Linked DNA regions of Homo sapiens: region 2 is linked to region 1. Evidence: chromatin loops called from intact Hi-C (ENCODE). Cell type or tissue: sigmoid colon. All regions are shown on one strand. Each heading gives the region's core, and the rest is flanking DNA. Links, peaks and the distances in the headings are about the cores only.

Region 1 (9,984 bases), core at 622-8,621:
AACACGGTGAAACCCCGTCTCTACTAAAAACACAAAAAAATTAGCCGGGCGAGGTGGCAGGCACCTGTAGTCCCAGCTACTCGGGAGGCTGAGGCTGGAGAATGGCGTGAGCCCGGGAGGCAGAGCTTGCAGTGAGCCGAGATCACACCACTTCATTCCAGCCAGGGTGACAGAGAGAGACTCCGTCTCAAAAAAAAAAAAAAAACACAAAAATATAATAAATGTCATAAAAAAGAAATATGAGGCCATACACTGGGAAGCAAGTCCAATGGAGGGAAAAGGGAGCTAGGGAATTTTCAAGGTTTCTATGGACGGTGTAGTTAGTCATCAGCCCCAATTATTCGACTAATTGTAAAGGTTTATGCCTGACTTGTTGGGAGTTCTGGGGTTAACAGACATGTGTTTACACATATAGTCTTGTGTCTGAAATGCACTACCCCTCACCCTTCACACATTCTTCATGGTATCAAACCGTCTTTGCAGAAGCCAAACCCACCAGCCTCAGATGTGGGCTCTCATTTCTTGTCAACACACCAAGTAATGCCCCTCAGACACTCAAAGTTTATTTTCCCTCCACTGGAGGCCAAGTTCTTTGAGAACACAGACTGACTTTCAATCATCTGCTGCCTCAGTCAAGCCCTAAGACATAGGCTGGCACCTAACTGGTTTTTTACAAATGTAGGTTAAAAGCAAGAATAAACAGCATATTCCTTAACAGTGTCTTGCTAGGTATTTTACTAATTTTTACCTCAAATTTACATTATCAGCACATCTATATGTATATACACACACACACATAATGTATAACAGCTTATCACACAATTGGCAGTATATTTCAATTAATATCTGAGGTCCTATAGAACTGGTTTATAAGCTCCTATTCATAGGTTCCTGTTTACGTAAGTAAAACAGGTACTAATGCATGATATTGATTTTTTTCCACCTCTCCACAAACTATATTGGGTTACTAACCCTAATGAAGAAACCGATCTCTTCCCTGATAGCTTCCTTCTTAATAATGTATTCTAATTTAGAATCTCAATCTCTACGCATATCCACGACACCTACTTCTTTCATTTTTTTGAAGAAGGAACTTAAAACTTTTGGCATAAAACATTTTTTTAAAAAAATACTAAATTACAAAAGAAATAGAGTATAGCGCAGTTTTAGTCTCAGTATGACTGTGCTCTTCAAATACTGGCTCCCTGTATGATTTAGTTACAAAATGTTTTAGATAATTGCTCACACAACTCTTAATAGCAACTAGGACACCCATACCTTAACATTTTTTAAAAGTAAAAATCCTTAAAATAGTTAACAGCATTTAACCAATCCCGAGTACCGACACTGAGAATCTGCTTGATTTGCCAAATACCAAAGTGACTAAAGTTAGGTGCAATGTTTGCCTCTATGAATTAATTATAATAACCATCAAATATCTCATTGTGCTTAGGACTAACAGAACTCAACTTCTTCCTTTGTAGAGAGGCCACACTTAATCCACTGCAAACCTCCACCTCAGATTAATACAACACCTTTTTTTTTTTTTTTTTTTGAGACAGTTTCACTCTTGTCACCCAGGCTGGAGTGCAATGGCATGATCTTGGCTCACTGCAACCTCTACCTCCCAGGTTCAAGTGATTCTCCTGCCTCAGCCTCCCAAGTAACTGTGATTACAGGCGCCCGCCACTACATCCAGCTAATTTTTGTATTTTTAGTAGAGACAGGGTTTCACCATGTTGGCCACGCTGGTCTCAAACTCCTGACCTCAGGTGATCCACCCACCTCAGCCTCCAAAAGTGCTGGGATTACAGGCGTGAGCCACAGTGCCCAGCCACAACACTTTTTTATAAAGTAACTATAAGACAAGATCCTGAAAAATAAAGAAGGTACATACAGTACTTGCCATAAGCAGCTTATGATCTGGTAAAGGAAGAAATGCTTTCATTACACCAATGACTTAAAATACATTCATTTAGTTATTAAACATTTATTGAAAGCCTATTATGAATCAGGCTCTAAGATAGAGGTTGTGGATAAAATAAGACCTTCCAATATAAGGGAAAAGACATGTAGACAAGAGAAGGGGAATGAAGTACTATAACTGCTAGAGCAGAGTATATGGGGTAGCACATGGGGGAACAAAAAAGAAAGTGCTTAACTGGGAGAGAGGGATAACATAAATGGCTTCGTAGAGGAGGCAATGCTTGAGCTGAGTTTCAAAAGATAAATGGTAAATAGAAATAAAGACACTGAATGTGAAAAAACAATACAGCCTAAGAGCATAAACAAAAACATAGAATCAGCATGACACATTCAGAAAACTGTTGTTGGCTGAACAATGGTAGTGAACAGGGTTTCAGAAATGCATAAGAAGAAAGGAAGAATAGTGGAAAAATACAGCCTACAGAGTGGCTTATGTGCCATACTAAGAAGTCTGGACTTTACTATGGGCAATTAGGAAACTAAAGGGTTTTAAACCATTAAAAAAAAAGATCTGACCTGAATTTTGAAAAGTCACTTTGATTTAAGTACGCAGGAGATGGGTTAAGAAGGGGAGATGGGTTAAGAGGTTAGTTACAACATGAGAAAGACAACAAAGATTGTAGCAAAAAGGTACAAAAGATATCAGCAATATTAAATCTAAAGAATTTTTGTCACAATAATGGGCACAAAATGAGAACATAATATTTAGCAAATAAATGGATGAGTGATTGATTAGATGTGGGAGATAAGAGGAAAGAGCTCAAAATTCTGGGCTTGTCTGACTGGACATGATGTTTTTCCCCAGGCATAATGTTTGCCTTTGATTGAGGGCAAACATTATGTCTGGGGAAAAACATCACAAACTTAGCACATCAAGCTAACTTTGAGGTGCATATCTAGAGAGCATACGCGAGGGTGTTTACCGGTCAAAGGAGTCTGAAATGCAAGGGCAAAATCTGAAAGGAAGATGATGATTTGGGAATTATCAGTACAGGAACGATGGTCAAATTTCCCACCAAAAACAAGTGAGGTCACCTGGAGAAGATGTACAACAAGGAGAGAAAGGCACAGTCCTGGTATCACCAACACTTAAAAAATGGATGAGGGGGAAGCGGGGCGGGGGGCGGGGGGTGGCACAGAGAACGTATGATCCAAGAGTAAAGAAGAGAAATAAAAAAGTAATTTGCAAGAAACTTTGAAGATAACAAGCAGTAGTGTCAAATTCCACATATAAGTAAACTAAGAACCAAAAAGAATAATTGGGCTTAGTAGTTTACAAATTTGGTCACCTTTGCCAAAGCAGTTTCAGGAGACAAGATGAGGACAGAAACCTGACTACAGCAGGTTCAAGAATAAAGAGATAAACAGTCAGGAAACATACTCTATTCTTTCAAACAAACCCTATTTAAAAAAAAAAAAAGTAACTTGAGACAACATAGACGTAATCTTGTTTTTTTGTTTTTTGTTTGAGATAGAGTCTCCCTCTGTCACCCACCCAGGCAGGAGTGAAGTAGTGCAAACACAGCTCACCGCAGCCTCGACCTCCTGGGCTCAAGCAACCCTCCCGCCTCAGCCTCCCCAGTAGCTGGGACTACAGGTGTGTGCAACCACACCTGGCTAATTTTTGTATTTTTTGTAAAGAATGGGTTTCCGCCACATTGTCCAGGCTGGTCTTGAACTCCAGAGCTCAAGTAATCCACCCGCCTCAGCCTCCCAAAATGCTGGGATTACAGGCATGAGCCACCATGCCTGGCCTGGGTTTTTTTGTTTTTTTGTTTTTTTGTTTTTATTTTGTACCCTCTTTTCTGCAGGAAAAGAGCTCAAAGAGGAGGTTAAAAATAAAGAAAATAGTGGGGACAATATTTGGAACAAGATCCCACCATGAGATCAACATGGGCTTCCAGTCCCATTAGGAGACTGAAAATGCTAAAGGGGAAAAGAAGGCAGAAGTTCTGATTTACAGCTAAGTCCAGAAGAAAGTGGCAGCTTGATGGGAATGGTAAACATTGTGCCTGTGGTAGCCATGCTAATTGCAGGCCCCATTCACCCACCTAAGTCAGGATTGGCTAAACCTGAAGGGTGTGGAAATCACACCTGCAGCTGAATGGGGCTGCAGGAAGTAGGGACTCGGTCTTACTAAACGTTATGAGCAAACTCAACCAACAAAAGCATACAGAACTTGAGCAATACAAGTAATTTCAAAAACATAAGCATAATGAAAATATCTACAACATATACTCAATAGCCTAATTAAAGACTCGTTTTTTTAATACTCAGCATCTAGCACAGAGCCTGGCATATAACAGATGTTAGTATATACAAATGAATAATGTCCTGGGGCTGGCTCGGGCTGCTATCTCAAGAGACAGGAACACCCATGGAAGACAGGCTATACAGGATCTCCATGACCGAGGCAAGAAACTGTCCTTCCTATGCAACCAGAGGGTGGAAAGGCTTAACCGTCCCTGCTGAAAACAAAAGAGGAGAACATGACTGTCAGGGCCCTTAACGATAACTAATTTTTACCAAGTAGGTATATGTGTAGCACTGTGCTATTCACTTATAAGAATTGTATCTTAGGCTGGGCGCGGTGGCTCACGCCCGTAATCCCAGCACTTTGGGAGGCCAAGGCAGGTGGATCACCTGAGGTCAGGAGTTCGAGACCAGCCTGGCCAACATGGTAAAACCCTATCTGTACTAAAAACACAAAAATTAGCCAGGTCTGGGGGGCACATGCCTGTAATCCCAGCTACTTGGGAGGCTGAGGCATAAGAGTCAATTGAACCTAAAAGGCGGAGGTTGCAGTGAGCCAAGATTGTACCACTGCAATCCAGCCTGGGTGACAAGAGACTCTGTCTCCAAAAAAAAAAAGAATTATCGCATCTTAACCTTAACCTCCTACCTTAACAACTACTAGATAGGTATATTTATTCCCATTTCACAGATGAAGAAATAGCTTTAGGAAAGTTAAGTAATTTGTCCAAGTTCACATAGAGAGTCAGGAATCAGGACCACTGAACCTGTCAGTGGCACTTAATATGGTAAGAGGAGGTGGTGGCGGCGGCAGTGGTGGTGGTGGTGATAGGTACTCTTTGAAATATAAAGATACTACCAACAAACTTTTATATATACAGAAACCTTGCCCACTCACCGAGAAGACTGCTCCCCACCCCCGTCATTCTTCCTACTCCCCAAGAGCTTCTCCAATAACTAGCAGGCCTGAGGAGACACTGCCACCTAATGGCCAGTGCCATGAACTATGTCTTGTGGCCCTGTTCCCACACCTCACCTTGGCTCCTCTACCTTCAAGATTGAGCCTCAGAAGGATTGTATGGACACAAATCACCTATTTTGTTTTTGTTTTTTTTGAGACAGAGTCTTCCTCTGTCGCCAGGCTGGAGTGCAGTGACGCAATCTTGGCTCACTGCAACCTCCGCCTCCTGAGTTCAAGCAATTCTCCTGCCTCAGCCTCCCGAGTACCTGGGACTATAGGCGTGTGCCACCACACCCAGCTAATTTTTTTTTTATATTTTTAGTAGAGACAGGGTTTCACCATGTTGGCCAGGATGGTCTCGATCTCCTGACCTCGTGATCCGCCTGCCTCGGCCTCCCAAAGTGCTGGGATTACAGGCGTGAGCCACCGCGGCCAGCCTACAAGTCACCATTTTGCCTATCTTGCTCTCATGAGTGATCCATCCCACACAATCTCTTATTCTGGCACTATCCATAGAACACTGTACCAAAAGAAATGTTCTCCACCTGCCCTTACCCAATACATATATCTGCCCTGTCAATACAGCAGCCACTAGCCAAATGTGGCTATTATTATAATGTGGTAAGGCCACAAAATAAGCATTCTTTAACTACATTAAAAGAAATACAGTCTTAATGCAGACTACTGAAATCTCACTTAATTCTAGTTGGAATGACTTTTCCAAGCATTATATTTTCTCCTTTCTTATTAAACTAATTATAAAATACTCTATATTTTAAAACTTCTGGGCCAGGCATGGTGGCTCATGCCTACAGTCCAAGCTATTCGGAAGGCTGCAGTGGGAGGATCACTTAAGCCCAGGAGTTCCAGTCTAGCCTGGGTAACACAGTGAGACCCAGTCTCTTAAATAAATAAATAAAGCCAGACATGGTGGCACACCCATAATCCCAGCATTTTGGGATTTTGGGAGGCCAAGGTGAGTGGCTCACTTGAGGCAAGGAGTTCTAGACCAGCCTGGCCAACAGGACGAAACCTCATCTCTACTAAAAATACAAAAATCAGCCAGACATGGTGGCAGATGCCTGTAATCCCAGCTACTCTGGACACTGAGGCACAAGAATCGCTTGAACCTGGGAGGTAGTGATCTGAGATCACACCACTGCACTCCAGCCAGGGTGACAGAGGAAGACTCTGTCTCAAAGGAAAAAAAAAACAAAAAACAAAAAAACTTCTCCCTATAATTCCACCACCCTAACACAACTATACAACTATTCTCATTACTTCATGTACCCTTCTAAATTTCATCTACACACACAGAGTCAGCTATATGAACTATCTAGGTACAATTTAATGTTCTACTTTTAAAATATCATTGTTTTATAAATATATCCCACAGTTCTACAGTTATATTTGTTATTTTAAGGGCTACAATATATTACATTGAATTAATGTGCTATAAATCATTTAATCACAGATGACTGGACCAAAGATTATAAATATCTTTATCCTTCATTAACCACTTTTAGAGCTACCCTGGCAAAAGGGATACAAAGGAGGTAAGGGTAAAGAAACATGTCACATGATGAAAAGCTGAAGCGCTTATAAATGGTTTAGCCTAACAAAGCCAAGAGCACACATAACGGTTGCTGTCAAATAGTTTAAGATACTATATGTAGGGTCAAAATAGTTTAAGTTGTGACAAACGGGCAGAACTAGGATCAATGAATAGAAATAAGAAAAGGGCAGTTTTCAGCCCAAAAACTAAAACTTTTCAAACTATCAAAATTATTCAACAAAGTAAACTACATAAAACACTAAGCTGTCCATCTGTGAAAGCATTAAAAAATAAGCTAGATAAGCACTTGACAGAGATAGTGCAGACTCTTAAATTGGTGGGAGGTAAGATTAGATAACCTCTCAGGTTTCCTTTCACTCAAATATTCAAATATTTATTAATCACCTAGCTAGTATAATCCTAGCAATGTGCTAGGTATACAAAAATGCACAGAACAGACCTGGTCCCTATGCATTTTGCACTTACAACCTAGTGTAGGAAATAGAGAAAAAGAAAAAAAAACAATTAAATAATTACAAATCATAAGTGCTATAAAGGAAAACGAAATGCTTTAGGAAAAATAACAAACTGGGCATCAAGTAAGGCCTCTCAGAGGGAGAATATTTTAAAGTTGTGGACTAAAGAAGAGTTAAGCTATGCAGAGAGTGCTCTGGCGCAGTGGAAAGCCACTTAATGTATAAACGAGCGTGATGCGATCTGATGTACTTTTTGTTATTATTATTACTTTTTGGAGACGGAATCTCGCTGTCACCCAGGCTGGAGTGCAGTGGCATGATATCGGCTCACTGCAACCTCCACTTCCCAGGTTCAAGCAATTCTCCTGCCTCAGCCTCCCAAGTAGCTGGGATTACAGGTGCCACCACCATGCCTGGCTAATTTTTGTATTTTGAATAGAGATGGGGTTTCACCATGTTAGCCAGGCTGGTCTTGAACTCCTGACCTCAGGTGATCCGCCTGCCTGGGCCTCACAAAGTGCTGGGATTACAGGCGTGAGCCACTGCACCTGGCCGATCTGATTTACATTTCTAAAAGATCATTCTGGCTGTTATGTGGAGAATGAATAGGAAAGAAGAAAATGTAGAAGCAGGAAAAAATCAGGTAGGAAAGTCGGTAGGAGTCCAGATGAGAAATAATGATAGACTAGGCTGGTTGAAGTAGATGGATAGAAAGGTACAAACAAGTTTCTTTCTTTCTTTTTGAAACAAGGTCTCTCTCTGTCGTCCCACTCTGGAGTACAGTGGGGTGATCATAGTTCGCTGCAGCCTCGACTTCCTGGGCTCAAGCAGTCCTCTCATCTCAGCCTCCCTAGTAGCTGGGACTACAGGCACATGCCACCACACCCAGCTAACTTTTTAATTTTTGTAGACGGGGGTGGGCGGGGGAGTGTGGTCTCAGTATGTTGCCCAGGCTGGTCTCGAACTCCGGAGCTCAAGTGACCCTCCTGCCTCCCCAAGTGCTGGGATTATAGGCGTGAACCACTGCACCCAGCCAATAGATGGGTTTCAAGATATATAGGGGAGAGAGAAACTACAGGACTCAGTGATGGGTTAAACTCAAAGGATAAAGTTAAAAGAGAAACCAAATAAGCTTCAGGTTTCTGGCTTGAACAATTAATGGGATTGTGCTGTCATTTTCTGCGACAGGAAGGTTTGTGGGAGGCATGGATGTGGATCAAAACAGGAATCCAACTTTAAGTCACCATGATTGTGTTTAGGCCCTTAATAGAAAGTTTCTACTAAAAATTACTCATGACTCATTCTTTGCTCTTTAAAAAGCAGTCTGTGGAAGGAGAAATACTATAAAGGTGACTGGGCCAATTGAAAAAAAAATTGGAATACAAATGGTAGATTAAACTATTGCGTCAATGTTAAATTTAGTGAAGTCCATACTGTACAATTTTTTTTTAAATCCCTATGACTGGGAAATACATGTTGAAGTATTTAGGAGATAAAGGGCCATAATATGCATATAAACATATATATACCTATTCATATATACATATATATGAAAGAGAGCAAATGGTAAGAAAATGGCAAAAAACATTAACAAGTAAATCTGGATAAAGAGTATTTAGATATTTTTTGTACTAATCTTGGTCTTGCAACATTTCTCTGAGTATAAAATTATTACCAAAAAAACCCAAAACTTTTTTTAAGACAGTCCCAGATTTCTCTTATTCATGCCAAATAATTCAAATTCCTTTAAACTCACCTCATATGTATCTCCCTCCTCAACCTACTCCATCATGTCTCATCCATTACACAGAGTAGTGGCCCCATCAGGGAGACAAGGAACATACACAACATACTCTATATAAATAAATGGCATAAGAAGTGAGGATTCTCCCTCGCCCTCGCCCTCGCCCTTGCCCTCTCCCTCTTCCTCTCCCCACGGTCTCCCTCTCCCTCTCTTTCCATGGTCTCCCTCTCCCTCTCTTTCCACGGTCTCCCTCTGATGCCGAGCCGAAGCTGGACTGTGCTGCCACCATCTCTGCTCACTGCAACCTCCCTGCCTGATTCTCCTGCCTCAGCCTGCCGAGTGCCTGCGATTGCAGGCGCGTGCCGCCACGCCTGACTGGTTTTCGTATTTTTTGGTGGAGACGGGGTTTCGCTGTGTTGGCCGGGCGGGTCTCCAGCTCCTAACCGCGAGTGATCCGCCAGCCTCGGCCTCCCGAGGTGCTGGGATTGCAGACGGAGTCTCCTTCACTCAATGCTCAATGTTGCCCAGGCTGGAGTGCAGTGGCGTGATCTCGGCTCTCTACAACCTCCACCTCCCAGCCGCCTGCCTTGGCCTCCCAAAGTGCCGAGATTGCAGCCTCTGCCCGGCCGCCACCCCATCTGGGAAGTGACGAGCGTCTCTGCCTGGCCGCCCATCGTTTGGGATACAAGGAGCCCCTCTGCCCGGCTGCCCAGTCTGGGAAGTGAGGAGTGCCTCTTCCCGGCCGCCATCCCACCTAGGAAGTGAGGAGCGTCTCTGCCCGGCCACCCATCATCTGAGATGTGGGGAGCACCTCTGCCCCGCCGCCCCGTCTGGGATGTGAGGAGCGCCTCTGCCCAGCCACGACCCCGTCTGGGAGGTGAGGAGCGTCTCTGTCCAGCCGCCCCGTCTGAGAAGGAGCCCCTCCGCCCGGCAGCCGCCCCGTCTGAGAAGTGAGGAGCCCCTCCGCCCAGCAGCCGCCCCGTCTGAGAAGTGAGGAGCCCCTCCGCCC
Region 2 (9,984 bases), core at 1,138-9,137, 180 kb before region 1:
AAAGAAAATCACAATCTCTCTATGCGGTGTCAATTGTTCCATAAGTGGAGGCTACAAGATTTGGAGACAATTAATAAGAACACTGTTGTATCAAGTTGGGCCCCTCTATCAAGTCTTTGCGGAATTCCATCCCGGGGTGATGCTGGGTAGCAGCCTGGCCCCTCACCTTGTACTGGTGGTGCAGGGCATTTGCCTGAACTCTGACTGAAGATAGTGTCCTCCCCTGCCTACACACATACACCACACACACACACACACACACACACACACACACACACAAGCATATACACCATACACACCATACAAGCTCTTAGGAAGACAGCTCTGTGGCTTGCACAATTTTCAAAATATCATTGTCTCAATGATATCATTTGTATCATGGAATTGGGCTATGAGTCATTCAGGCCTGACTGAGAAAAGGACATTGGTCAGTCAGCTTTGCTGGACAACCTCCACAAGCTCTCAGTGGCATATGACAATAAGCACTAATTCCCATGCTTGTAAGTGTGGCCCACTGAAGACAACTGGATGCTTGTCAAGGCTGGGCTCAGCAGGTCGGCTCTGCTTCGGGCAGTGGGACTGCAGGGCTCGGCTTCCCACTGCAGGTTGGGCTCAGGCCTGCTCTATGTGTGCTTATTATGGGATCCAGGATGAAAGGGCAGCAGCTACCAGGAGGAAACGCTTCTCATTTAGGTTCAATCAGTGAAGTGCGGGGATGCAAAGCCAATCTCTCAAGCACATTGAAAGCCTCTGCTAACCCTATGACTGCTAATATTCCATTGGCCAAAGTCATCTGCCCAAACCCAAAGTCAAGGACCTGGAAGCATGCTCTGCACAGCCTGAGGCCATGGTGAGGGTGAGTGTGGGATCCTATTCCCCCTATGCCCATCCAGATGTGCAGCCTGCCTGGGGGTGCTGAGTGGTGTTTGGGGACCATGGCCTGTGGGAAGGAGGCCAAGCCCTTCTGCCTGAGCAGGGCAGCAGAGATTCCGCGCTCTGTCGGCCAATGCCCAACTAAAGACAGGAAATTCGAGGTGAGTGACACCCAGAGGTTCGGAGAGGAAATGACACCTGGAAAGCCTGGCCCTTAAGTCCAGCCTTTGCCCTGAGGGGTGGGAGCCCATAGGCCTTCCAGCTGGGTCCCCGCAGGAGAGGCCTGGAGAATGGAGGGGAGAGCACTTCGTTGTCATCTGGATCTGCCTGCAGCCCCGGTCACCTGGCTGAATCTGGGCAGGGCCAGGCCAGGCCCACCTTGGACAGGTGCCCTGCACCGCGTGGACAGGACCGAGGCTCGGGAATCCTTGCTTCCCACGGCAAATTTTCCCTCTGGAAAACGGGAGAGACAGAAACGTGTTGCACGGAAGCACCGGGAACGCGGCGCGCCCACGCTTCTGGCCCTGGCTGGGGGCGCCGTCGGGAGACCCATCCCTCATTCCGAGGGAGCCCCCCAGGACCCCCCCGCACCGCGCCCTCCCTCTCCCCTGCGCTTGAGAAGGACTTGGTGCCTCCAGGTCGCGGGAATCTTCATCACTTCTGCAGCACTGGAGGAGGGCGCCGTTTCCACCCCTCACCATAGGCTGTAGCCGCAGGCCAGGACGCTCAGCTGGCCCCGCTGGGGCGTCCTGGCAGACAAAGTCGTCAAGAGGATTTCCAAGCGCAGCGAAGTTGCCCCTCAGATGATCAGGCAGGGTCGGGGGACCCGGCCCTGGGATCCCGCGGCCCGTTAGCTAGCCTGACTCAGCCCCGGTGAGGCGGATCCGGAGCGGGAGCCGGGCGCACTCGTGTGGCCATGCCTGGGAACGCAGGTCCGGGAAATGGGCCGCCGGGAGCTCAGGACCAGCTGCCAAGACCCCAGGGAAAGAAACATCATCTGGAGGAAGGAGGCGAAGGGAGGGAGGCCCCGGGAGCCCCTTGACAGGCCTCATTCACGCTCTGCATGTTGGAAGGCCCTTGACAGAACTGAATCTTTTATGATGGCCAGAGATGCATCCCCTTTGAAAGGAGGGCTGCCAGGTAGCACAGCCCTGCATCCTGTTCCCCAAGTTTCCCTTTCCCCTGGGGACTCACTGAGCACCTAGTCACCCCACGGCTTTGCTCTCCCTTGGGAGCTCTAGCCTGAGTCCGGTGTGAGGCTCCTCCAAGGCTGCCCTGAAGATTTGGAGGCAGCCTAAGAGACATAGCCCAGGGTAACAGGAAACAAGACAGTAACAGACAACTAAGCCCTGTGGAATCCATTCATTCCACAGGAGGTGGGGCGTGACCACCATGAGCTAGCCACCCTGGAAGGCTCTGAAGCTGTGTCCTTTGCACGCTACAGGAGGCTTTTGAATTCGACCACCAAAATTCAGACTTACCAAAGGGCAAACCCCACAGTGAGTCCTCTGCTCAGCAGGGGGCTTCTGGGTTCCTTCCCTGCTTTAAGCCCAGAAAGAGACCTCACATACTTCTGGCTCCCCAGCCCTATGCACCTCTGACGTGAGAACTCACATTTAATGGGGAGTTACTGTGTGGGAGGCACACACTCCCTTCTGATCATTTGGGTGGGCACTGGTCCTACCCAGTTTCATTCAAGAATTGGAGTGTGACTGATGTGGTTTGGCCATGTCACCACCCAAATTTCATCCTGAATTCTCAGTTATTGTGGGAGAGACCTGGTGGGAGGTAACTGAATCATGGGGGCAGGTCTTTCCCGTGCTGTTCTTGTGATAGTGAATAAGTCTCGTGAGATCTGATGGTTTGAAAAACAGAGTCTCCCTGCACAAGCTCTCTTCTCTTGTCTGCCACCATGTGAGACCTGCCTTTCACCTCCTGCCATGATTGTGAGGCCTCCCCAGCCATGTGGAACTGTAAATCCATTAAATCTCTTTCTTTTGTAAATTGCCCAGTCTCAGGTATCTCTTTATCAGCAGCATGAAAACGGACTCATACAGTGACCTTAGATGTGCTAAGAGTAAACTGGAAATTTTGAAGAAGTTCATCCAGGCAGATTGCCTTCACATTTTGGCCAGCTGCCTGGGAGCTTGATGCCATCTTTTGGATTTAGCCCAAGATTCTCAAACTTGTGATCAGTTATACTCCAAGGAATCCATAAAGGAATTTTGCTTTATTTAGTCATTTCATGGAGCATGGCGCACTGGGATATGTTGACAGTCATTTGATGTGATTGTGAGTTTGTTATTGATATAATTAGTGCAGCCAGAGAAAAGCAGCTAAAACTTCTGGGAAATTGACTCGTAATATTGTAACACATAATATAGGGGAAAAAGCAGAACCACAATAATGATTGGGGACTTGTGGTTCCTGTGCGCTTGAAGATGTGTGTGCTTGGGATTTTGATAATTTACAAAGCTTTATGCCCTCATCTCTCTGCTTTCCAGCCTTTTTAAGATCTGAAAGGAAATTTGCAAATTGGCTTCTGAAAACTATAACTGATACATCAGCAAATCAGAGCTGGCCTTGGTGAGTGAAGTCCAAATGCTGGGGCCCAGACCTGGACCCCAGTGATGGAAGGAGCACTGTATACCTGGAGACCAAAGAATCCTTTTCAAAAGAGACACCCACTTCAGGTGCAGGGGTGGCTCATTCTACTTCTGAGAAACAAACTTGCCTTCCCCCTGCCCCTCCTTTCCCATTGTTGACAACACCCCCACCCCAATCCCTGGCCTGCTGACACAGAGAACGTGTCCCAACTGGCAGAGCAAAGTTGTTTGGAGCCACTGAACACTTTAGCCAAATTCTTCAACTCTAAGCTAGCCTGCATCTAGAAGACAAAGACAACTGTTCTCCCATAATAACACAAAAGGTTCTTAGGGTTTTGGGGCATTACCCGTGGTGACCAGAGTGCCTAGTCCACCTCTCTGGAGCCAGGAAGAGAGAGAAATACTCTCTCTAGAGTATTTCTTCTATCTCTAGACGTGAAAGAAATACAGTGCCAGCCACATACTCAATTTTAAATTTTTTAAAAGTCCCATTTTATAATGTGAAAAGAAATAAGTAAAATTAATAACTTATTTTTTATTAATCCAGCATGAAATAATTTATTTCAAGATGTAATGAGTATAACAATTATTAATGAGATATTTTTCCTTTTTTATATGAAATCTGCTGTGGATTTTATATTTCCAGGGCATCTCAGTTCAGACCAGCTGCAATTTAAGTGCTCAGGAGCCACATGTAACCTGTGACTGCCTTATTGGACAGCGCAGGTCTAGAGTACATCTCTGGAGCTCATGGAACAACAGAGCACTGTCACTGCCACCACCCAAAGTCCAAACCAAGGGGCCAGGCCCTCAGCGCTGCCTTCGAAACATAACTGAACCAAAACTACCACAAATGTGGGTGGTGCCTGGGCCCGAAAGACCTAGTGGATAGCATTTGCTGAAAGCCTTCATGGGTCATTCTCATCCCAGGAATGACTGCTTGGGGAAAGGCTGAGCCAGGGCCCCTATATAAACAAGCATACTTGTTCCATCGGGACCCTTGGTTGGCTTTTCCAGGTAAATGAATGTCCACAGGAGGGCACCTACAACATCTTTAGTGCCATTGTTGTTGAATTAAAAATGAAGTCCAAGGCTGGTCTTGTGATGGATTAATCGACTTTTTATTGTGCAATAAGCAATGGAACACACATTTCCTTCTTAGCCTTGGCTGCCAGGAAACTCAGAGCCAAGTAGGTTCTCAGTTAAAAACTATTGCCTCAGCTATTCCTCCATTATGATATGGTTGTTTTCCTTTCACTTTTATTTTAATACTTTGAGGATTTGACAGGGTTTCCATCTTCTGAAACTTCAAGCAACTGTAAATCATTTTTAGAAATGGGCGGGGTACGTATAAGGAAGGTTTCAGATTTTACCACTAGATGGCAGCATTGTACAATAGACTACCGCCTTCAGCCTCCCGCCGGCCCTCCCCACTATCGCTCCGGCCTATTCCACTCCTTTAATAGCTCTATGACTTGGGCCATTGACTTTTAACACTCTGAGCCTCTCCTCTGTTTTATCATGTGAAAAAGGAAATGCTATTGTGAAAACGAACTGAGATGAAATATAGCTGGAGATGTAGTAGTAGCCTTGTGATTAAGTGCATGGATTCTGATGCAGATGACCTGGTTTCAAATTCTATTTCGCCATTTAATAGCTGTAAGTGCAGGCAAGGTATCTAACTTCAAGCCTTAGTTTCTCCTCTGTAAAATAGTGAGGCTAGTGCCTGCTTCTTAGGAATGTTGCAAGAATTTGAGGGCAGGATATAAAGCGCTTAGAACAATGCCTGGCCACACAGAACATCAAGGGTTAGAAGCTACCATCATTATCATCATCAACACATAAAGCACCCAGCACAGCACATGGAGTCATGCTTCTAGACCCCAGTGTGACACTCTTGTGCCTGTTGGTCTACGAGATGTTGGAAATGAGGCCTCCGCATGGGCTCTTCTTTGTGCCAAGGTGGGAGAACTGACTTCTGGCCCTGCTGCTCTTTGGGGTCAGAAACTGGATGGGGAGGGAGGGATGTGGTAGGTGCACTGGGAAGAAAGATGTCTGGGAGCAGCTTGTGCTGTGGGGAAGGCTTGTGGGAAGTGGGCTGGAGAGGTGAACAAATCTCTTTACGAATGTCATTGTGCAGTGTATTTGGATCCCGTCACCATTTTTGACAAAGCAAGTAAAGAGTTGACACTATTGTGAACTTTTGGCTCCCGGACTGTGTTTTAGTTTTTCCACTGCACCCTCCGTCAACACTAAACAAGAGTGGTCCTTCATTTATAATGGTTGCATTTATAAAGCACTCAACAAACATTAACTATTATTGTTGAGTGTCAGAGAACACTCAATAAACATCATGTATTATTATGCGACCAGGCTTCTGCATTCCACACCCACGTGGGTGTAATAACGCTGGGTTTTCTCCAGCGCAGTCTCCACCTGCAGGACCATAGAAACCCCCAAACTCCCTGTTGTTTCCTTTGAAACTCGCTGTATTTTCTGTTTCCAAGAACAAAAATGATTTTGTTGAATTTAATTTTCAAGTTTATATTACAGCAAAAGAAACTCAGATTTGGAAAACAAAATTAAAATTATAGTATTGAATATTCTTTCTTTAAACTCCACCCCCTCAGATATTCTAAATAACCCTCTGAAGGCAGCTTAACCTTCCCTGAAGCTCCTTGGTTCCATGAGAAGTGATTCCCCCTCAACCTCCCTCTCTAAATCTCTTCCTGTGTTAAAAAATCAATATTAGACATGAGGCCTTGCCTCAGTTTGGGGAGCATATATCTAAACACCACAGGCCCTACAGTCTGGCATACTCAGCTTCCCAAACCCTCTGTGCTATATTCCTAAGATTCCCACTGCTTCACTCACTGATAAGGAATAATGTAAGACTAACTTTATTAAAACAATTTGGGGTCACCATGTGGCGCCCAGACAGTCATCTCTTGCTACACAGTGTGTTTGGAGGAATAAGGTAGGAATCAGATGCAAAATCTTCAGTGGGGCTCTCAGAACTAGGGATCCCAAATTAGAGGGTCCAGAGACCTGGGGCCATGCCCCATGGCCACATGGGCCTGTGATGGACATCTGACAGTGAGCACAGGCTTTGCCTTCCCACCCCCACAAAGTTGGAAGGCAGCTGTGGCTCATTGCTGCTATCCTCCTGGGCCACCAAAGGTCACAGCATAGGTCTATGGCCACGGGGAGTCAATCTCTCTTGGGGGTTCCAGCTTCAGCAGCATCAGCCTTGAGAGAAAAGGGGGCTGTGCAATCAGGCAAGTACAAGGTGGGGAACAAAGGCATCCACACTGGGAAAGGAAAAGTAATACTGTCTACTGTAGATGACAAGCTCCTGTGTGCAGAAGATCCCAAGGAACCCATAAAAGCACTATCAGAACTAATACAAAGATCTATTAGTCTGCTTTAATCCTGCTGATAGAGATATACCAAAGACTGGGTAATTTATAAAGGAAAAGAAGTTTAATGGACTCACAGTTTCATGTGGCTGGGGTGGCCTCACAATCATGGTGGAAGATGAAAGGCATTTCTTTTTTTTTTTTTTTTCTTTTTTTTTTGAGACGGAGTCTCGCTCTGTCGCCCAGGCTGGAGTGCAGTGCCGCGATCTCGGCTCACTGCAAGCTCCGCCTCCCGGGTTCACGCCATTCTCCTGCCTCAGCCTCCTGAGCAGCTGGGACTACAGGCGCCCGCCACCACACCTGGCTGATTTTTTATATTTTTTAGTAGAGACGGGGTTTCACCATGTTAGCCAGGATGGTCTCGATTTCCTGACTTAGTGATCCACCCGCCTCAGCCTCCCAAAGTGCTGGGATTATAGGCGTGAGCCACCACGCTCGGCCGAAAGGCATTTCTTATGTGGAGGCAGGCAAGAGAGAGAATGAGCAGGGGAACTCCCTTTTTTAAAACCGTCAGATCTCGTGAGACTTATTCACTACAAAAACAGCAGCACAGGAAATACCCACCCCCATGATTCAATTACCTCCCACTGGGTCCTTCCCATAACATGTGGTAATTACGGGAGCTACAATTCAAACTGAGATTTGGGTGAGGATACAGCCTAACCATATTATTCCACCCCTAACCTCTCCCAAATCTCATGTCCTCACATTTCAAAACATATCATGCCTTCCCAACAGTCCCCCAAAGTCTTCTTTCAGCAAAGTCTCATTTGAGACAAGGCAAGTCCCTTCCACCTTATAAGCCTGTAAAATCAAAAGCAAGTTAGATACTTCCTAGATACAATGGGGTTACAGGCACTGGGCAAATAAACCCACTCCAAATGGGAGAAATTGGCCAAAACAAAGGGGCCACAGGTCCCATGCAAGTCCAAAACCCAGTAGGGAAGTCATTAAATCTTAAAGTTCCAAAATGATCTCCTTTGACTCCGTGTCTCACATTCAGGTCATGCTGACAGAAGAGGTGGGCTCCCATGGCCTTGGGCAGCTCCGCCCCTGAGGCTTTGCTGGATACAGCACCTCTCCTGGCTGCTTTCACAGGCTGGCATTGAGTGTCTGAGGCTTTACCAGTTGCATGGTGCAAGTTGTTGGTGAATCTACCATTCTGGGGTCTGGAGGAGGGTGGCCCTCTTCTTACAGCTCCACTAGGTGGTGCCCCAGTAGGGACTCTGTGTGAGAGCTCGACCCCATATTTCCCTTCTGCACTGCCCTCACAGAGGTTCTCCATGAGGGCCCCACCCCTGCAGCAAACTTTTGCCTGGAGATCCAGGTGTTTCCATACATCCTCTGAAATCTACACAGAAGTTCACAAACCTCAATTCTTGACTTCTGTGCACCTGCAGGCTCAACACCACGTGGAAGCTGCCAAGGCTTGGGGCTTGCACCATTTGGAGTCACAGCCCGAGCTGTACCTTGGCACCTTTTAGCCACAGCTGGAGCAACTGGGACACAGGGCAGCAAGTCCCTGAGTTGTACACAGCATAAGGCCCTGGACCCGGCCCAGGAAACCCTCCTACGTCTCTGGCCTGTGATTGGAGGGGTTGCCTTGAAGTTCTCTGACATGCCTTGGAGACATTTTCCCCATTTGCTTGGTGATTAACATTGGACTCCTTGTTACTTACCCAATTTCTGCTGCCGGCTTGAATTTCTCCCCAGAAAATCGGTTTTTCTTTTCTATCACATCATCAGGCTGCAAATTTTCCAAATGTTTGTGCTCTGCTTCCTCTTGAACACTTTCCTGCTTCAAAATTTCTTCCACCATGTTTGGGCGTGGTGGCTCATGCCTGTAATCCCAGCACTTTGGGAGCCTGAGGCAGGCGGATCACCTGAGGTTGGAAGTTCGAGACCAGCCTGACCAACATGGAGACACCCCATCTCTACTAAAAATACAAAATTAGCCAGGCGTGGTGATGCATGCCTATAATCCCAGCTACTCGGGAGGCTGAGGCAGGAGAATCGCTTGTACCCGAGAGGCGGAGTTTGTGGTGAGCCGAGATTGCACCATTGCACTCCAGCCTGAGTAACAGGAGTGAAACTCCGTCTCAAAAAAAAAAGAAAGAAATTTCTTCCACCAGATACCCTAAATCATCTCTCTCAAATTCAAAGTTCCACATATCTCTAGGGCAGGGGCAAAATGCTGCCAATCTCTTTGCATAGCAAGAGTGGCCTTTACTCCACTTCCCAACAAGTTCCTCATCTCCATCTGAGACCACCTCAGCCTGGACCTTATTGTCCATATCACCGTAAGCAATTTGGTCAAAGCCATTCAACAAGTCTCTAGGAAGTTCCAAACTTCCCCACATCTTCCTGTCTTCTGAGCCCTCCAAGTCTCTAGGAAGTTCCAAACTTCCCCACATTTTCCTGCCTTCTTCTGAGCCCTCCAAACTGTTCCAAGTTCTGCCTGTTACTCAGTTCCAAAGTTGCTTGCACATTTTCAGATATCTTTACGGCAGCATCCCACTCTCAGTACCAATTTACTGTATTAATCTGTTTTCATGCTGCTGATCAAGACATACCCAAAACTCGGTAATTTATATTAATGGACTCACAGTTCCACATACCTGAGGAAGCCTCACAATCGTGGCAGAAGGTGAAAGGCACATCTTACACAGTGGCAGACAAGAGAGAGAATGATCAGGGAAACTCCCCTTTATAAAACCATAGATCACGTGAGACTTATTCACTACCATGAAAACAGCACAGGAAAGACCTGCTCCCACGATTCAATTATCTCCCACTGGGTCCCTCCCAGAACACATGGGAATTATGGGAGCTAACATTCAAGATGAGATTTGGGTGGGGACACAGCCAAACCATATCGTAAGCACAGTAAGTCTCAGGATACAGGATCAGTATACAAAAATCAATTGCACTTCTATGTATAAACAATGAACAATCTGAAAAAGATATTAAGGATACAATTCCTTGCACAACAGCAACAAAAAATAAAATACTTAGGAATAAATTTAACAAAAGAAGTATAAGATTTTTACACTGAAAATTATAAAACATTGCTGAGGGAAATTTTA

The links. Hi-C counts contacts between places; a loop is a spot of excess contacts. Peaks named below come from ENCODE experiments on the same cell type or tissue, not always from the same donor. Only the 100,000 strongest peaks of a DNase experiment are listed, where the experiment ranks them.
Region 2: a loop joins it to region 1, with 12 times the contacts of the local background. A loop is called at or near these places in 21 of 110 quality-filtered maps.

Annotation. Positions count from the first base shown.
Region 1 is chr10:84,347,673-84,357,656 of GRCh38, reverse strand. The region is part of intron 1 of CCSER2 (coiled-coil serine rich protein 2); the gene reads right to left. Among named protein-coding and RNA genes, the nearest start is that of CCSER2, 24 kb to the right of the region's middle. RefSeq lists enhancers at 5,090-5,384, 6,491-6,660. In sigmoid colon, for the core only: a CTCF peak has its summit at 5,230 (motif pointing left); a DNase peak (open chromatin) is centred at 5,216; H3K27ac peaks cover 174 bases.
Region 2 is chr10:84,532,485-84,542,468 of GRCh38, reverse strand. No RefSeq gene overlaps it. Among named protein-coding and RNA genes, the nearest start is that of CCSER2, 210 kb to the right of the region's middle. RefSeq lists enhancers at 4,760-5,464, 6,717-7,216. In sigmoid colon, for the core only: CTCF peaks have their summits at 1,795 and 4,848 (motif pointing right); DNase peaks (open chromatin) are centred at 1,778 and 4,900; H3K4me3 peaks cover 690 bases; H3K27me3 peaks cover 1,536 bases.